Linked DNA regions of Mus musculus: region 1 is linked to region 2. A link is a loop called in an ENCODE intact Hi-C map of the cell type or tissue named here. Cell type or tissue: left cerebral cortex. All regions are shown on one strand. Each heading gives the region's core, and the rest is flanking DNA. Links, peaks and the distances in the headings are about the cores only. Region 1 holds the start of Klf8 (Kruppel-like factor 8). Region 2 has its middle 97 kb from the start of Rragb.

Region 1 (8,326 bases), core at 80-8,079, 120 kb before region 2:
TTTAAAAAATCTAAATACACAGTTAACATTTTTAGTATATGATACAGAGCATGTAGCACGTTCTAGAGATTTATAACTAACTTCCAGACCAATAATTTACATTTTTCCCCTTCAGATACACAATGACGTTAAAAAGTAAACAACACGGGCTGGTGAGATGGCTCAGTGGGTAAGAGCACCCGACTGCTCTTCCGAAGGTCAGGAGTTCAAATCCCAGCAACCACATGGTGGCTCACAACCATCCGTAACGAGATCTGACTCCCTCTTCTGGAGTGTCTGAAGACAGCTGCAGTGTACTTACATATAATAAATAAATAAATCTTAAAAAAAAAAAGAAACCTGTTAATACTTGCTGTTAAAAAAAAAAAGTAAACAACACACTCAAAATTGCAAAACCAGTAAAATCCTTCATTTCAATATATTATTTATAACTATAATGTACCATATCATTTTTGAAATTAGGAACGAGGCTAGGGGATAAAGTTAAATTATGGTTCATAAACAGATCAGAAATCTAACTTCTACTTATAAAATTGAAACAAATGATATCCATATGTAAGCTAAAAAGAAAACTGAACAGCTGATCAATTAGGTCAACTACACTGATCAGTTTCTTTTCACTTACCAAAAAGCAGTTTAGTTAGAGTAAGACCTTATACAGGACCAGTGGTAGCGAATGCTTTTAAGCCCAGGACTCCAGACTCAGAGGCAGTCAAATCTGTGAGTTCTGAAACCAGCCCGGGTCTATAAAGCAAGTTCCAGGACAGCAAGGGCTGCACTGAAAAACTAAACAAGGAGTAAGACCTTAGATCATCATCTCACAAAATATGTACCAAGTGTTTGCAAAGGAAAGGATGTAAGGGAAAGGTAAGTGGTATGAAGCCGCAATGGTATGGAGCGTCATCAACTAGCTCTGAGTCTCAAAGGGGACTGGGGGCTTAGTTATAAACACAACTAAGCCAAAATGCAGCAGGCAATGATCAAGGTCCTAGAAAATTCAGGAACAATCATGTAGTTCTTCAAACTAATATTTACAGATGCAAAAGAAAATAAAGTTTTCATAGTAACGCATTTTAGGTAGGAATGAGAGATGGATGGAATGCTATAAATACTTATCAGGACACACATAAAAACAAGCATATTATAAGACAGTTTATTTGTCTTATAGAACATATGAAGACAATCTGATAATAGCTGAGGAGATAAGGAAGATCTGTGGAGGACAGGGACATCAGCAGGACTTAAATAAGAATACAAATCTGGTTGGAGGATAAAGAAAAGAATTCAAACAGAAAGCAAGCTTTAAAACTTCTCAGTAGTTATAACAGTTCATGCTGATGATAACTGGAGCACTCAGGAGGTTGAGAGAGGAGAATTGAGAGAGTTCAAGGCCAGTTCTACTACACCCTGTTGCCATTTTTAAAAACTCCAATAATACACCAGCTCCTGGTTTCAATGTCTACTGGGGGGGAGGGCGTGGGGAGACACCTTTTCCCCTCAGTACCTAACATCCAGTATGCCATTTTGCTAAATGAATTCTGTATTAAGAAGGCATTTTTCCTTCATTCAACAATTTAAGTGAGCCCATAAAGTACAACTGACTCCAAACTAAGGCAAACATATAAATAAATGCACAGGGCTGGAGTGATAGCTACAGGTTAAGAGCACTTTTTGCTCTTCCAGAGGACCCAGGTTCTATTCCCAGCATCCATGTTGGGCAGCTCACAATTACCCATAATTCTAGCTTCTTCACACATGCAGCATTTACTTTATATGCGTACAAAAAAACACGTAAATAATAATAATAAAATATGAGAATAAAGAAAACATCTAAATGTAACAAACATTAATAAGCCCCTGGCAGAGTCGAAACGGATGAGTCGTCAAGACCCACCTCCTTCACATGAGAAACAGGCACCCTGAAGACTAATAATAGCTAGGCTTCATACCCTGGAAATTTCAAAAACAAAACAAAACAAAACAAAACAAAAAAGCAACCAGCAGGAACCACTAAGAGCCTCATCTCTGAAATACACACACTACAAAAATGAGGGTGGCTGCCCTGAACATTTTTTCCCACCAATTTTTTTTTATCCTGTATGCTCTGAAAGCAAGAGGGTTCTTTCTATGAGCGCAGAGCTTTTATGCAATTTGGTCTTGAGGACAGGCTGGGTAGTTATATTTATCACTTACACATTTGAAGTTGGATTTCCACCCTTCCTGCATCCTTTGCCTATCTGTCCTCTAAGCTAACCTAAAGGCACTGTGCCTAGCCTGTCTCACCAACAGTTTCCAAGGATGGTCTCTCTCATAAGGGTTCCCCCCAGACTTTGAAGAAGAGGACGAAGTCACTTGTGAGCCACTGGTTTGCTGTTCAAAGGTCTTGCTGGTTACATCATCGTGGTTAAACCAACCAAAGAATCAGAAGATAGACAGATTAGTGGCCTTTTCTCTTGCAGCCAGGGAGAACAATGTTAAATCACAAACAAATAAGGCATATATTCTAGCCTGTCTTTGAGCAAGCGATTCAAACTGCACAGGCCTTCTTTCCCCTTCATCTGAAATGTGCTTTAAGGACAATGAAGTACGAAGTCTATCAGCAGTGAGCCAGAGAAAACCCCAGAGTAAGAAAACATGAAGAACGGCGAGTTGGAGCAGCCTGTATCATATATACCTTCTGAATAAGAATTTTAATATGCATCCCTCAGAGGAGAAAAGCACGGTGCATGGTCATATAACTAGTTCATGCTGGTAGAAGGGTTTCAAAGTAGATCTTTTTATTATCACAAACCATCTTCAGGTTAAATCCAAGTCTAGAGATGAGTCTCTTTTTCTCTTTTCTCCATCACTATTATGCTAAATGACATACAAGTACTTTATAAATTTTTCCCGCAATTACAATATAGAGAAAATAAGGTACTGTTCCCCTGGCCACCTGTTACGACATGGTTTAGTTTCTACAAAATTCTTAGGGTCAAAAAAAGTACAAAAAGCTTCACTTTGTGGCTAAGCAAGTCCCTTTGCTCCAGTAGTCACAGCAATTCTGGCTGATCTTCCACCTACAGGAGCTAACCCCTTGGCCACATCCTTAAGAGCCTAGACAGGGCTATGCTTTGGCTTCCTCCCCCAACCAAGGGGACGACCCCCCCCCTTAAAGAGGGGCATGTCCTAAGCAGCTCCTCCACAGAAGGGATCTGCTATCAGTACCTAGAGGGCAGGCTCCCAACTTAACTCTTCCCTTCCCCTCCTCCCTCGTTTTAGAAGCATCTCTAGGTACCTGCTACTGCTTGGGGGAAGGGAGGGGGTGACGTAAGTGGGTTCAGTGCTCCTCCAAATCCTCTTCTCTCGCACAGAGACTTTGCATGTACAGGGTTAAAACAAACCGTACCACTTAAGGAGGGTTGAGAGCACCTAGACAGGACAGACTGAACTAGACATACCTATCCATTCGTGTCCCTTTTCAATTCTTCCACAAGCCCCCCCTGAAGTACCCTTCCTCTTAGTCTCCGCGATCCTTAAGGGAAGTCTTTTTCCATTGAGTTGAATTTGATTCCACATAATGTTCTTACCCCCTTCCGCTTACTCGTCTCCCCCATCCCACTTCACTGCTAAAACCCAAAGCCAAGTGGGTGTGTGCGGTTGGCACGCGGGGTGCGGGGATTAGAACCCTGACTGAAGACTGAAAGAGTGGTCCTTTCCCAAGTCACTTACCGCCTATGCCTCCAGCCGCTGCCGACTCCTGAAGTGTCCGGAGCTCACGCAGTCCTCTCAGAGACTCATACTCCAGAGCTGATCTCAAGGCAGCTGTTCCCCTTGCACCCGCCCATGTCTGACAGCGCGCCTGGTAACACGCTTTAGCCTTCTCTTCCTTGGTCCCCCACCTCCCTGTTTTCTCCAGGCTGGAAAAGGATAGGGAAAACGAAAAAGGGAGGGAGTCGATTTAGACCCAGCTGGGCCACCCTCAGAACAAGGGAAACAAAGCTTTCAAGCATCCAAGCCCCGAATCGGGGCGGTGGAGCCGACTTCCTAAAAAGAATCCTCCCACTGCAGCCTTCCCTGTGCTAAAAATACAGCGGCTTCTCCGGGGCGAAGTGGCCAGCGCTGAAGCTCCTGCGTTCCCCTTTTACCTCAACCGATTCAGTTCCGGCCAAGCCCATTCTCCACCCACCTCAGAACTCCTCAAACCCTCGCCTAGAGAGCACGGGCGGGGTCCCAGCAAAGCACCCAAACCTTAGATCACGACTTGAACGCAAAGTTGAGAGAGAGAGAGGGGGAGTCAGTGAAGACCCACAAGGAGACAGCGCCAGAGGATCCCCTCCTCGCAGCGGTTAGTGCTGCACACCCGGCGCCTTCCTAAAAAGAAAGGAGGAAAAGACGCCAACGATTGGTCGAAACATATAGGAAAACACCGGCCCAGGGCAGGGACTCCAACGCGAGTGGGAGGCACTCCCGCAGGACCGCGCCTGAGAGACTTCTCGGTGGTACCTGGCCGCCCCACTGGTATACCGCACCCGCGGGTCAAAGCCTGGTGCTCTCCCCAGGCAATCTGAGCAGATGGAGTACATAGCTCTTTCTGTGTCAGACTAGGCCCAGAAGAGAGGTGCGACTATGAGGACTCCACCTAGGGTGGAGTTCCTTAAAAGGGACAAGTGGCCGCTAGAGGGGAGTGGAGTAGGAGGGGGTAGAGATGGGTGGGGCAGAAGAGGCGGAGGGACAGAGGAGGGGGTGGGGCGGGCCCTAGGAGCCAGGAGCCAGTCTCGCCCCTGGCGGCCGTCTCAGTTGGCCTCCTGCAGCTGCAGGTATGACTGAAAGCCTTTTCGGTGCATCCTTAGTCCCCAGCAGGGGTTTTCAGGCACACTACTTGGTCAACTATCCACCCAGACTTAAGCACTCCAAGGGAGGTTGGGAAGGGTGTGGTGATTGGGAGTAAGAGATTTCTAGGGAGAAAGGGAAGCAGAATGGGGAGTGCCAGTAAGATGGTAACAGTAAATGGATTTTTTTAACCCTCCCAGTTCTCCATGGCAACATGTGACACTAGCAAAGACAGAGGGGTCACAGTGTCTTTTTAGGGATGAAGCTTAAGAGGAAAGAAGAGCTGGGTGAATTTTCTAGCAATAGGAGGTGAGAGGAAACTAGGTAAAGATGAAATGATCACGGATTGGCAACAGGAAGGCTTTCTGAGTCTCCCAGCTCTCTAAGAATAGAGTTCTCAACCCCCTGAGACCGCCTCTCAGCTAAGCATTGGCTAACATCCCCGAAGAACTGGGTCCGTAGAATAGAAGCCACCATCTTTCCAGCATTTCCTTGTCCTTGCCTTAAAGTCTGTCTCTAGTTCATTTTAATGGAAACCCAGGAAGTCACAGACAACCACAGCCTCCTTCCAGTGCCTCTTCCCTACCACAATTCTGAGAGAGAGAGAGAGAGAGAGAGAGAGAGAGAGGAGAAACAAAGCGGAGGAACAGAAGGAGCAGCCAAGCAAAAGAAATAATAGGTTCCATGTCTTCAGCACCTCATATGGGCAGTTCACTAGGCCAGGTACCATTATAGTCCTCAATTTTCCTTTATTCCTCATAACAACCCTAGACAGCAGGTAGCACTATATTTTTATGTCCCATCAGGGAGTAATGTAGATTGAATTCGGGGCCTAGTGTATTCTAAGCAAGCATTCTATCACTCAGTTGGATCCCCAGCTTATGTTTCTTCTTGTTGTTTTTTTGTTTGTTTGAAATAGGAGGTAATCTTATGATAGAGCTCAGGCTAATGCAGCTTAGACTGTCCTCAAACTCACCACTCACCTGCCTCAGCCTCCTTGGTTCTGAGTTTACAGGAATGCAATGTCACACCCAGCCTCAAAAGAAAAAGAGTAAAAAAAAAAAAACCAAACAACAAACCTGAGGGTCACAGCTCAGTATGTGCCCAGCATGTTTGTCCATTTGCTTAATTGCTATTTCTGCTCAGATATGTTTTAAAAATCTCCTTTTCCTTCCCTCCCCAGTCAGTTCTCTACTAGTAGTTCACCAACTATGCAAATGTTCAAGTCCTTTAACCTGTTGTGATGATCTGGACCCTACCTTTATCTCAAGCAGCAGGGGTTTTGCTGCTCTACTGGACTCCAAATTTCTGATAAGACCAGGATTTTCTCAATTAATCTCTAGGCCACGAGACACCTTACCTTTTTTGTTGACGTGGCCTAAACTCTGTTCACCTTTTTAAAAGGACCAAGTAAAGGTCACCCCCTCTCCTAATTTCATTACGTTTGGAAGAACTGACCATTTGCTTCAGCACCTCCAGGTACCTATGTGTTGTTATAACTGCTTCTCATTATTAAACTATAAAGTCCTGGTTAGGTATCAGGTGTCAGTAGGTCTGCAATGTAGATGCTGAGTATTATTATCATTCATCGTTACAGAGCAGTAACTAAGTGCTGAACTCTGTTCTGAGCCTCACTGAATCGTTCTGACAGTGGTATAGGTAGGTACCAGCGCTATCGTTTTCATACATAGAAATCAAGGGACAAAGATTAAACAGCAGATATGTATACTTGCTACGTAAAAGAATGCCCCTGTTATAGGGGTTTTTACAAATGCCTCACTATCTCTCTATACCATATTTCTACCACTGCGTACACACCTGCTGCAATTACAAGGTAAGACTTATTAAGAGGGAGCCACATAATGTACAACTCTATATATTCGTTTTTAAAAAGGGTCACATTATACCTTGTATCCTTATGTTCTTAATATATAAAATCTAATAAATATTGCTTTTAAGAAAAGGATATTTCACTAGCCCAAGGCTATCTTCAGTAATGACAGAAAGTTTTAGATTCAAGGATGTAAAACTGTTTATGTTCAAGACAAATACACTTTTGTGATGTGAAAAACAAAGATGGGTAGACTTCTGTAATACTGCCATTAATAGCCACTAGAACTCTTTATCTAAGCTGGGCGTACCCTTTTGTCATGGTAAATTCTTTGTTTAATCTATGCAGGTTCAAGAAGATGTGTCAATCCACCTGAAGATAGCCAAACAATTTATACTCTCGCTAAAAGTTTTTCTGGAGACCTAATTTATTTTACATCCCAGATTTTGTCTGCCTCAACTGCATTTGTATAGAAAACTGTACTGGATGGGCAAATTCTGATTTTGGGAAAAAACAAAGTAAATTATTAAACCTTGGATACATACACTCAAGTATCTTTCCTGTCCCTTTTTCCATCCATTTAGTCGATGAAACACACTGAGCAACAATACACTTTTATCTAGGCTAGGTGTACCCTTTGTGTCAGATGGAATGTTGTGAGAGAGCAAACATCAAGAATTAACTAGGGTTCTTCGTTTTAGGAAGCACCACGGGCTCCCCTTCTCTTAAGGGGCTTAAGAAATAAATCAAATAGCAACCCGCAGTATCTTCAACTTCTCCCTTTTCACCTGAAGCAAAAGGGGAACTGGGCATCTTGAGCTCTCCTGTACATGTATAAGGAAGAGGGTTAAATTACATACTGGACTTAAGGACTATAGCCAAGAAGCCTGCAGACACCTGGGTCTCACAAGATGTTGCTCTCTGTAGTGCCCTTCTTCCTTCTCATTCTCCTGCTTCCCTTCCTTCTTGAGAAGGCCAGCTAACAAACTATGGGGGTGGAGCCCAGAAGGAGGGCAAGGGGGAGAAGCAGAGGAAAAGCCTCAGGAAGAGGCCTTCATCACCACCACCCCTACTGCTCCCAGCAGAAAAAACAACAACAAATTTAAAATACTTTAAGACCTGTAGCTAAGGAGAAGGGGGAAAAGAGAGTGATGAGTGCCTGGTGGTGGTGCGGCAGCGCACGCCATTAATCCCAGCACTTGGGAGACAGAGTCAGGTGGATTTTTGAGTTCGAGGCCAGCCTGGTCTACAGAGTGAGTTCCAGGACGGCCAGGGCTACACAGAGAAACCCTGTCTCTCGGAAGAGAAGAGAAGAGAAGAGAAGAGAAGAGAAGAGAAGAGAAGAGAAGAGAAGAGAAGAGAAGAGAAGAGAAGAGAAGAGAAGAGAAGAGAAGAGAAGAGAAGAGAGATAAGGATGGGGACAGGACAGGGGAGGAAAAGGAGGGGGCCAAAAGGATAGAGCAGCCTGGGGCCAAGGAGGGAAATAAACAGAAAAATTTGCCTCCTCTAGTTATTATTGCTCCTGAGACAACAAGACTATCACCCAAAACAATACAAGAGTGTCTCCACTCCCTTCTTTTTGTTTTCCCTTTGTAGTTCCCCAGGGGGTACAGTCCCCTGCAAGCTCAGTTAAAGGGAGATCTTTTGCCTCTCTGCTAATGTTGAACCAGCCTTGAGTTCCTC
Region 2 (8,326 bases), core at 173-8,172:
CTTTACTGTCTATCCCCTTCAAGAGCACCTCTCACTATCTCCAAGATGGTGCAATGGTCCAGAAAAGATTCTTAGCATACATTTGTTAAATGAGTAAATGACTAGCATGACACTATATAATTTTGTGCTGCAATTTTCTCATTTGCAGCTTCCTATTCTTGAGGACTGAGTAAGAACCAGAACAGGATTTAACCAAAGCTGTCCAAATTTTTCTAGTATAAGAAAGTCTAGGCATTCCAAGAGGTAATTTGAGGGTTGGAACTAGTGCTATAGAATTACAGAAATAGAGGGCAGAGAGAAGCAGAGGCAGAGGCAAAGGGAAAGGGAGGGAGAGGGAAGGAAAAGGGGACAGAGGTAGAGAGGGAGGGAGAAGGGGAGAGGGGGAGAGGGGGTTAGAGCAAGAGACAAACACAGACTGAGCAGAGACAGAGAGCCCCTCTTGAAAGTTTTTGTTTGGTTTCTGTAATTATCTCTCATGAAACCACTTTTCCTTGTCCTAAATGAAAATTCTAGGAAGCAGAATGACACAAATAATTCAAAGTGCTGTGGGAAAGCTGCTTAAATCCCTTGGAGAAAAATTCTACTCTTTCCTTGAGTACTTCTTAGAAGGTTCGTAAAGCTTTCCTCATCCTATAAAGGCAATAAGCACATTTCAACAACAGTCTGACAGCTAAGAGTTTCCTAGTTCCCAGATATACAACTAGAAATTCCCCACAAAGGTAATCGAACCAGCCACGAACACCAAGAGATGAGCAAGTGTTAGAAGAGAAACATAACAGCCCCTAATAAGTGACACAGAATACCAAAGGCAGAATACTGGTTGTGGAATCAACACATAGTTCCTTCCCCACCCTCCATTCAAGGGGGGCATGGCATGCACAAGTGGCTTTTGACTCAATAACAAGACTACACTCCCAAACAGTCAAAATCAACTAGGAGTGTTTCTGTTAAATGTGTGCTTTTCTTTGTTTTCAGAAGGTCATAGGAAAAAATGTTGAGTCTTTTTATCTTAATTCCTTCCCAAACTCAATAATATAGGCTGTCTGGAATAAGACTGTTTTCAAGTTTAGATGATCTACCAAGAAGACACTGAATAGAGGACTCTGCTTTGCTTTAAAACGTTGTCAAGGAACCTACAACAGGCACCATCCCTGGATGAGAACTCGTACTGGAGATGCACTGAAACCCAGAATATTAAAGAAAGCGACTCTGGACTTTACATTTAATACTAGACACAGCTAACTGCCGACTGATGGGAACTGGGTCATTCCATCACTCACACAGAGCATTTCATGGGGAAATGATAGCCCTCAAACCTCGACAACAATTTCATCTCTTTGGTCTGTGGACTATAAAGCTCCATCCACAACCCTGCCACCCTCCCTAAGCAGAAACAAAAGAGAAGCATGTAAAAGATGTCACTGGTCCATAGAAGCCATTTCTAATGAATGGTTGCTATACCAACTCTTTCTTTATCTAATGGGAAGGAGCTAATGAGGCTCTCCTTACCAACACAATGTAGCAGGTAAGACACCAAGGCGAAAATCAGAGCATTCAGGATGGCCTCAGCTTTCCTACGGAAACATTCTGTCCTGTGCTTTTCCAAAGGCTTTTTCTTTTCAAGACACAGTTTCATTCTCTAGCTCTGGCTGTCCTGGAGCTCACTATCTAGACCAGAACAGAATGGCCTTGAACTCAGAGATCTACCTGCCTCTGCCTCTCTGCCCCTCTGCCCCTCTGCCTCTCTGCCTCTGCCTCTCTGCCTCTGCCTCTGCCTCTCTGCCTCTGCCTCTCTGCCTCTGCCTCTCTGCCTCTGCCTCTCTCTCTGCCTCTCTGCCTCTGCCTCTCTGCCTCTGCCTCTGCCTCTCTGCCTCTGCCTCTCTGCCTCTGCCTCTCTGCCTCTGCCTCTCTGCCTCTCTCTCTGCCTCTCTGCCTCTGCCTCTGCCTCTCTGCCTCTCTGCCTCTCTGCCTCTGCCTCTCTGCCTCTGCCTCTCTGCCTCTCTCTCTCTGCCTCTCTGCCTCTGCCTCTCTGCCTCTCTGCCTCTCTCTCTCTGCCTCTCTGCCTCTCTCTCTCTGCCTCTCTGCCTCTGCCTCTCTGCCTCTCTGCCTCTCTGCCTCTCTGCCTCTCTGCCTCTCTGCCTCTCTGCCTCTCTGCCTCTCTGCCTCTCTGCCTCTCTGCCTCTCTGCCTCTCTGCCTCTCTGCCTCTCTGCCTCTCTGCCTCTCTGCCTCTCTGCCTCTCTGCCTCTGCCTCTGCCTCTGCCTGGCACACACCACCACACCCACTTCACAAGCCATTTGACTTGCTACATGTTTTCCAACCTGAGCTCCCAGTTCCTTTGAGTATATGGATTCCCAGCACACATGTGAAAATACATGTGAACTAGGAGAGTATATGTTAGAGATGGTTGGCATATGTTGGAATCAAATTCCACATTCCTCCCCCTATCCAGGGAGGAGATCTTGGCCACCAATCAGCTAAAAAAAGGAGTCCATAGCAACATTCTGCAGGGCCTTGAGATCTTACACACAATGTCCAGCTGCATGATCTGCCTGCCACAGGCAATGAAGTTGGCATTAAATAAATATTGGTAGAATTGATTAATTAGCTCGAAGTCATCTACACAGTCATGTTGTGTCTGAATGGAAATGCTATCCTTCAGATAAAACTACTGAACCCACTGACTCTGTGGGTAACTAATGTGCATATTGGCATGAATACCCACACTGCACCTTCTAAAAATCCACTGGATGTTAGAACCAAGTTTGAAGGATAACCTGGGAGAGGGAGGAGCTGTCCTCTGCACATAAATTCCTTCCAATAAACAGACAGTGTTACAACAAGGTAAGACACTGACATTCTTTAAACTGAATTTCCACTCCAAGTCCCTTAGGTAAAATTGTGCACTGTCCCTTTAAGAAGCCAGGCAAGATGGAGCCCTCCCAGCTTGAAGCTAGAGGTTTTGAGCAACCTGATAGGGATGCTGGAGTATGACAAAAAGAAAGAATGTCAGAAGGATGATAGTGAAGCCTTAACATCAGGAGTGGAAATAGAGGCTGTAAACACACAACACGCTTCAGTGTGCACGAGCTGGCCGCGTGGCCACTCTGGGCACCAGAGCACCACCCTCCACCCCTCTCCTCCGCCCTACTCCACCCTGCCCCACCCTTCTTTCCTCCTAGAGTGAGCCACCAGCAGAACTGCGGCCATGTCCCCGCCCCCTCCGAGACCCCGGGAGGGCAGCCGAAAGCGAGGTGCTGGCTGGACAAAATGAAAGGGACTTACTTTGGGGTTCTGCGCCTCCGAAGGCATCCTTTCCTTGCAGCCCCTGCCAGGGGCAGCGCACGCACGGGGTCTTCGCTGCCTCGCGCCACGAACCGAGCCCAGGAAGACTTAGGGAGATGCCGGTACACTAGATATTACTGATCTTAAGGCGAGACAGAAGGGTATAAGGGAGTTAGCCGGTGGCGGGAGTGGTGGTAAGATCTAAAACCCTCCTCTCCCCTCATTCGCACGAGCGTCCCTCGCCCAGCGTTAAGGATTTCAGGGGCAATGGTTTTCTTTTTTTCCCTTTTGGTTTCTCCCAGCTGCCTGTCCCAGACCCCACCCAGCGGCTCCACCCCATCCACTGCTACACATTCTGTCAATCACCAGCCCCTTTAAAGCTGCATCACACAACTTAGCTTTTCCTCCCTCTCTGAATGGGCGGACAGAATCCTGGGGCCTTTTTAACAATGCCCCGGACATTTTTGTTGGGTTTCTGATGCTGGGGTTACCTCCTTGTGGAGGCCTCCCCTCCCTACCTCTGGCCCGAAGCTGGCCCACTGTACCCCACCCAAACTCTTTCCGGACAAGCCAGGCCCAACCTCACCACACCACACCCGGGTCTCTTAACTTCGTCTCTGGTGAAAGCTCTTCCTAAACCAGCCAGAACTCCAAGAAAGTTCCTGTAACGCCCTGCTTGGCACCGCCCACTCTCGTGCACTTTTCTAGACTTAAGGGGCTTAAAAGCTCTCCTAACCTTGGGGCTTCTTCAGTTCTGCCTGGCAGAGGGGGAGATAATGTCTTCATCTTTCATCCGTGTGATTCTCCAAATTTCTAACCAGCCTGGAAAAAGAACAGTAGTGATTCCCAGAAATCTGTGTGATACCTTTAACAAACCATAAAAAGCTTTCCAGTACCATCACCCCCACTCCTGGATCAGGCAACTCAAAAGTCAGAAAAGCAAGGAGGACCAATCTCACCAGCTTAAACTGGAAGCCCACACTAACCCATAAGAAGTTACGTTTGTTGCCATTTCCAAGCTCAGTTGATGATAACACCTGGTTTCAAAACAAAACCATCCTGGGGGGCCAACTTTGACTCTTTCTCCCTCTCGGGCCACTTTCTTTTTTTTTTTTTTTTTTTTTTTTTGGTTTTTCGAGACAGGGTTTCTCTGTATAGCCTTGAACTCAGAAATTTGTTGGGCCACTTTCAATTCTTCAGAAAATCCTTTTGTCCGTATCTTTAAAAGGTGTCCAGTTGACCACTTCTCAGGGTTTCTACTACTTCTCAGGCTCCGGCCTCAACTAGATGAGTCTCCTCAAAGATCTCCCGCTTTTCTTCATTGACTCCTCTAAAATCCATCTCTAGTTAGAAAATCGTTTTACAGGGCAAATTTTAATAGCAAACCTGAACAAGAGGTACTTCTTTTGTAAAAATCTTTGATTCTAATTGCATGTAGAATCCAAATTCTACCAGAAAAAAAGATCTATCCGTCCCTCGCCACCAATTTCTACGCAACCTTGTTCACAGGGGTAGATGTCTGTATGCTAAGATCTGTCTCAGTTTGCCCTCTGTGTTACCTTTCTGTTTTGTTCACTCCATATCCTATATCCAATATTAACTCAGAACACAGGAGACCTCATCCCATCTTATTTTTACCACAACACTGGTCACAATTTCAATGAATGGTATTCGCAAGTTTTTTTGTTTTGTTTTGTTTTGTTTTGTTTTGTTTTTGTTTTGTTTTTCGAGACAGGGTTTCTCTGTGTAGCCCTGGCTGTCCTGGAACTCACTCTGTAGACCAGGCTCGCCTCGAACTCAGAAATCTGCCTGCCTCTGCCTCCCAAGCGCTGGGATTAAGGCATGCACCACCACCGCCTGGCTTTGAAAGATTTTTAAAGATGGTTTATTTACATTTTACGTATATTGATGTTCTACCTGCTTGTATGTGTGTGTAATGTTGTCAGCTCCCCTAGAACTGCAGTTACAGACAGTTGTGAGTTGCCATGTGGGTGCTGGAACTTGAATCTGGGTCCTTTGGAAGACCAGCCAATGCTCTTAACCACTGAACCAACTTTCCAGCACCTGGAACTTGGAATTTGCAAGTTCGTAACAGCAGAGTCTTGTGAGTGCAGGAATTTACCTATCCTTAACATACTGAATAGTGGCTGCCATATAGTCTAGCATATATCGTTTAAAGATATTATGGGCAGTATCTTCACAGATATATTGGATAATATCTATTATTGTTATTATTATTTATTAGGTTTTTGTTTGTTTTGCTTGATGATGTTGTTTGACACAGGGTTCCTCTGTGTAGCCCTGGCTCTCCCAGAACTCACTGTGTAGACCAGGCTGGCCTTGAACTCAGAGATCCACCTACCTCTGCCTCCTGAGTGCTTGGATTAAAGGTGCATACCACCACTGCCAGGCTTCTTCCTTCTTCTGAGAAGAGTTTATGGAACATTTGGGGGGGCAGGCACATTGCAAGTTTATAATAGCAAACTAGATGAAAAGTTTCAGCTAACATTCAGGGCATTCATGAGCAGAAGTCTGGAGACTTGGACCTGGTAGCACCTGTAAGCATCTGTTTCAAATATATGATGGCTGAGCACTTGAAAACCTGTTGATAATGGCTTAAGACAAATCTTAAAAAAAACTTCTTGCTCTTTTTCTTTCTTTCTTTTTTTTTTTTTCCGAGACAGGGTTTCTCTGTGTAGCCCTGGCTGTCCTGGAACTCACTCTGTAGACTAGGCTGGCCTCAAACTCAGAAATCCTCCTGCCTCCACCTCCCAAGTGCTGAGATTAAAGGTGTGCGCCACTACTGCCCGGCTAAAACTTCTTGCTAATTTTTTTTTAAGATTTATTTAATTATTATACATAAGTACACTGTAGCTGACTTCAGATGCACCAGAAGAGGGTGTCAGATCTCATTATGGCTGGTTGTGAGCCACCATGTGGTTGCTGGGATTTGATTGACCTCCAGACTTTCAGAAGAACAGTCAGTTCTCTTACCCCCTGAGCCATCTCGACAGCCCAACTTCTTGCTCTTATAAGGCTCTTTTATTTCTTGACACTAAAATAGCCTTAGGTGCTCGTACTGGTGAGGGAAGGTGAGTGCTTTGCTAACCTTGCATCAAAATAAGGTTATAAAATTGCTCAAACAGTCCCTCGCATACATACCTAATGCCCTTTCTTTGCCTTTCTTTCCTCTCTGACTGATTAACAGCCAGCAGATTGGCTTGACTTTTTCTTCCCAATATCCTAATTAACTACAAGTTTTATTATGAAATATAATAGGAGCCGGGCGTGGTGGCGCACGCCTTTAGTCCTAGCACTCAGGAGGCAGAGGCAGGCGGATTTCTGAGTTCGAGGCCAGCCTGGTCTACAAAGTGAGTTCCAGGACAGCCAGGGCTATACAGAGAAACCCTGTCTCGAGAAAAAAAAAAAGGAAAAGAAAAGAAAAGAAAAAGAAAGATAATGGGAAAGTGCTTGTTTTCAGAGCCCTACTACTGAAGTTCAAATCCCAAATTTATCACTTCTTTGAGTTGTGGTTTTGGACAAGTAATTCTGCCACCTAGACCTTCTATTTTCTCATCTGAAAATGATGATGATTATAGTAATAGCAGCTAACTCGTTGTGAGGTTGTGCAATTAAATGATGTAATACACACTAGGGGGTGCAAAGAAGATTCTATTAATTTAGATAGTCTAAGTTTCCAATAAAAATACTATGCTCCCTGGAACTATTAAGAACCCTAACCTATCCCAGCACTTGGGAGGTAGAGGCAGACAGATTTCTGAGTTCCAGGACAGCCTAGCCTACAGATTGAGTTCCAGGACAGCCAGGGCTACACAGAGAAACCCTGTCTCAAAAAACAAACAAACAAACAAACAAACAAACCAACCAAAAAAATAACAAGGAACCCTAAGCTAGAAACTGCAAATTCTAAAGCCAACCCAAAGGTGCGCAGCTAGCGGGTCACAGCTTCTACCAATTAACCCAAAATTATCAGAATGGTAAAGTACATATGACAGATTCTAAGGGATAATAAAGGCAACTTGTTTATAAAAGGCATGCATGTCTTTGATTCTCATTCTCTCTCTCTCTCTCTCTCTCTCTCTCTCTCTCTCTCTCTCTCTCTCTCGGGGGGGGGGCATGTTTAAAGGCAGGCCAGGCAGATCTAGAGAGCAAGTTCCAGGACAGCCAGGGCTACGCAGAGAAACCCAAAACAAAACACAACAAGAGAATAAATGAACGAACGAATGAATGAAAAATGTTCTCCCCTGTCAATTTAGTAACCCCAAACTAATTTAAATCTTGTTTTTCTGACCTTCCATTGCGTTCCAAATTGTTTAAGACTATAGCTATTTAGAGGTCGTCTTACTAGATCATACAAACTCTGTATCTTGTTTATCATCAAACACTTTTCAATATCTGCACTATTTGCACTTTTTGCAATGTTGAATTGACTATATGTGGTTCTCCATTTAGTCATCCAGCGAACAAACAAAACATATCCTTGACTGATATGAAAGGCAGCTGTGCTATATAGTGTGAAGTGTTAGGTCTCAGAAACCCCAGACAGCAGGCTGAGATACCTATTAACATATCAAAGTGAAGTCAAGGCCAGTTCCCTCGGAGACGCTCAGCGCCAGTGGCTCCTCCCAGTTCTGGCAGCATTACTCAGTACCTGTGGCTCCGCACAGCATTTCTCACCCCGCCCCCTACCCTAAACCTCCAGCTCCCAGGGGCGGTCTTCCACGTCTTCCACGTCTCTTTCCCTAACCCTGATTCCTACAAAATACAGCCATTTTGGCTACACCACTCCCTTGGCCTTGGCCCTGGCTGCGCATAGGTAGGCTCCTCATCTCTTGCTCCTCCTCCTCTTTCTTCTCATGGTCCAGTTTACTCTGTCAGATATTTCCACCCAGGATTCTTCCCTCCCTCTCCTTTCACCCTTGTATCTACATTAAAATCGTCTCCATAGTCATGCCCTCCTTTATTTCTTTGTCTTTTTTTTTTCATTCAGAAAAAGATTGGATGTGTATTTTTAAGAAAAT

The links. Peaks named below come from ENCODE experiments on the same cell type or tissue, not always from the same donor. Only the 100,000 strongest peaks of a DNase experiment are listed, where the experiment ranks them.
Region 1: it touches region 2 in a loop (4-fold over the local background); 13 of 42 quality-filtered maps call a loop at or near these places.

Annotation. Positions count from the first base shown.
Region 1 is chrX:153,355,869-153,364,194 of GRCm38, reverse strand. It overlaps Klf8 (Kruppel-like factor 8), which reads right to left and starts at 4,582. Exons shown (of 8, transcript NM_001357183.1): 1 at 4,486-4,582; 2 at 4,231-4,353; 3 at 3,712-3,899. In left cerebral cortex, for the core only: a CTCF peak has its summit at 4,785; DNase peaks (open chromatin) are centred at 3,331, 4,046, 4,590, 5,191 and 3 more places; H3K4me3 peaks cover 2,675 bases; H3K27ac peaks cover 1,618 bases.
Region 2 is chrX:153,233,051-153,241,376 of GRCm38, reverse strand. It overlaps a transcript of Klf8 not described here. Among named protein-coding and RNA genes, the nearest start is that of Rragb, 97 kb to the right of the region's middle. In left cerebral cortex, for the core only: no CTCF peak of the experiment used is centred there; DNase peaks (open chromatin) are centred at 2,315, 2,974, 3,116 and 3,586; H3K4me3 peaks cover 1,446 bases; H3K27ac peaks cover 682 bases.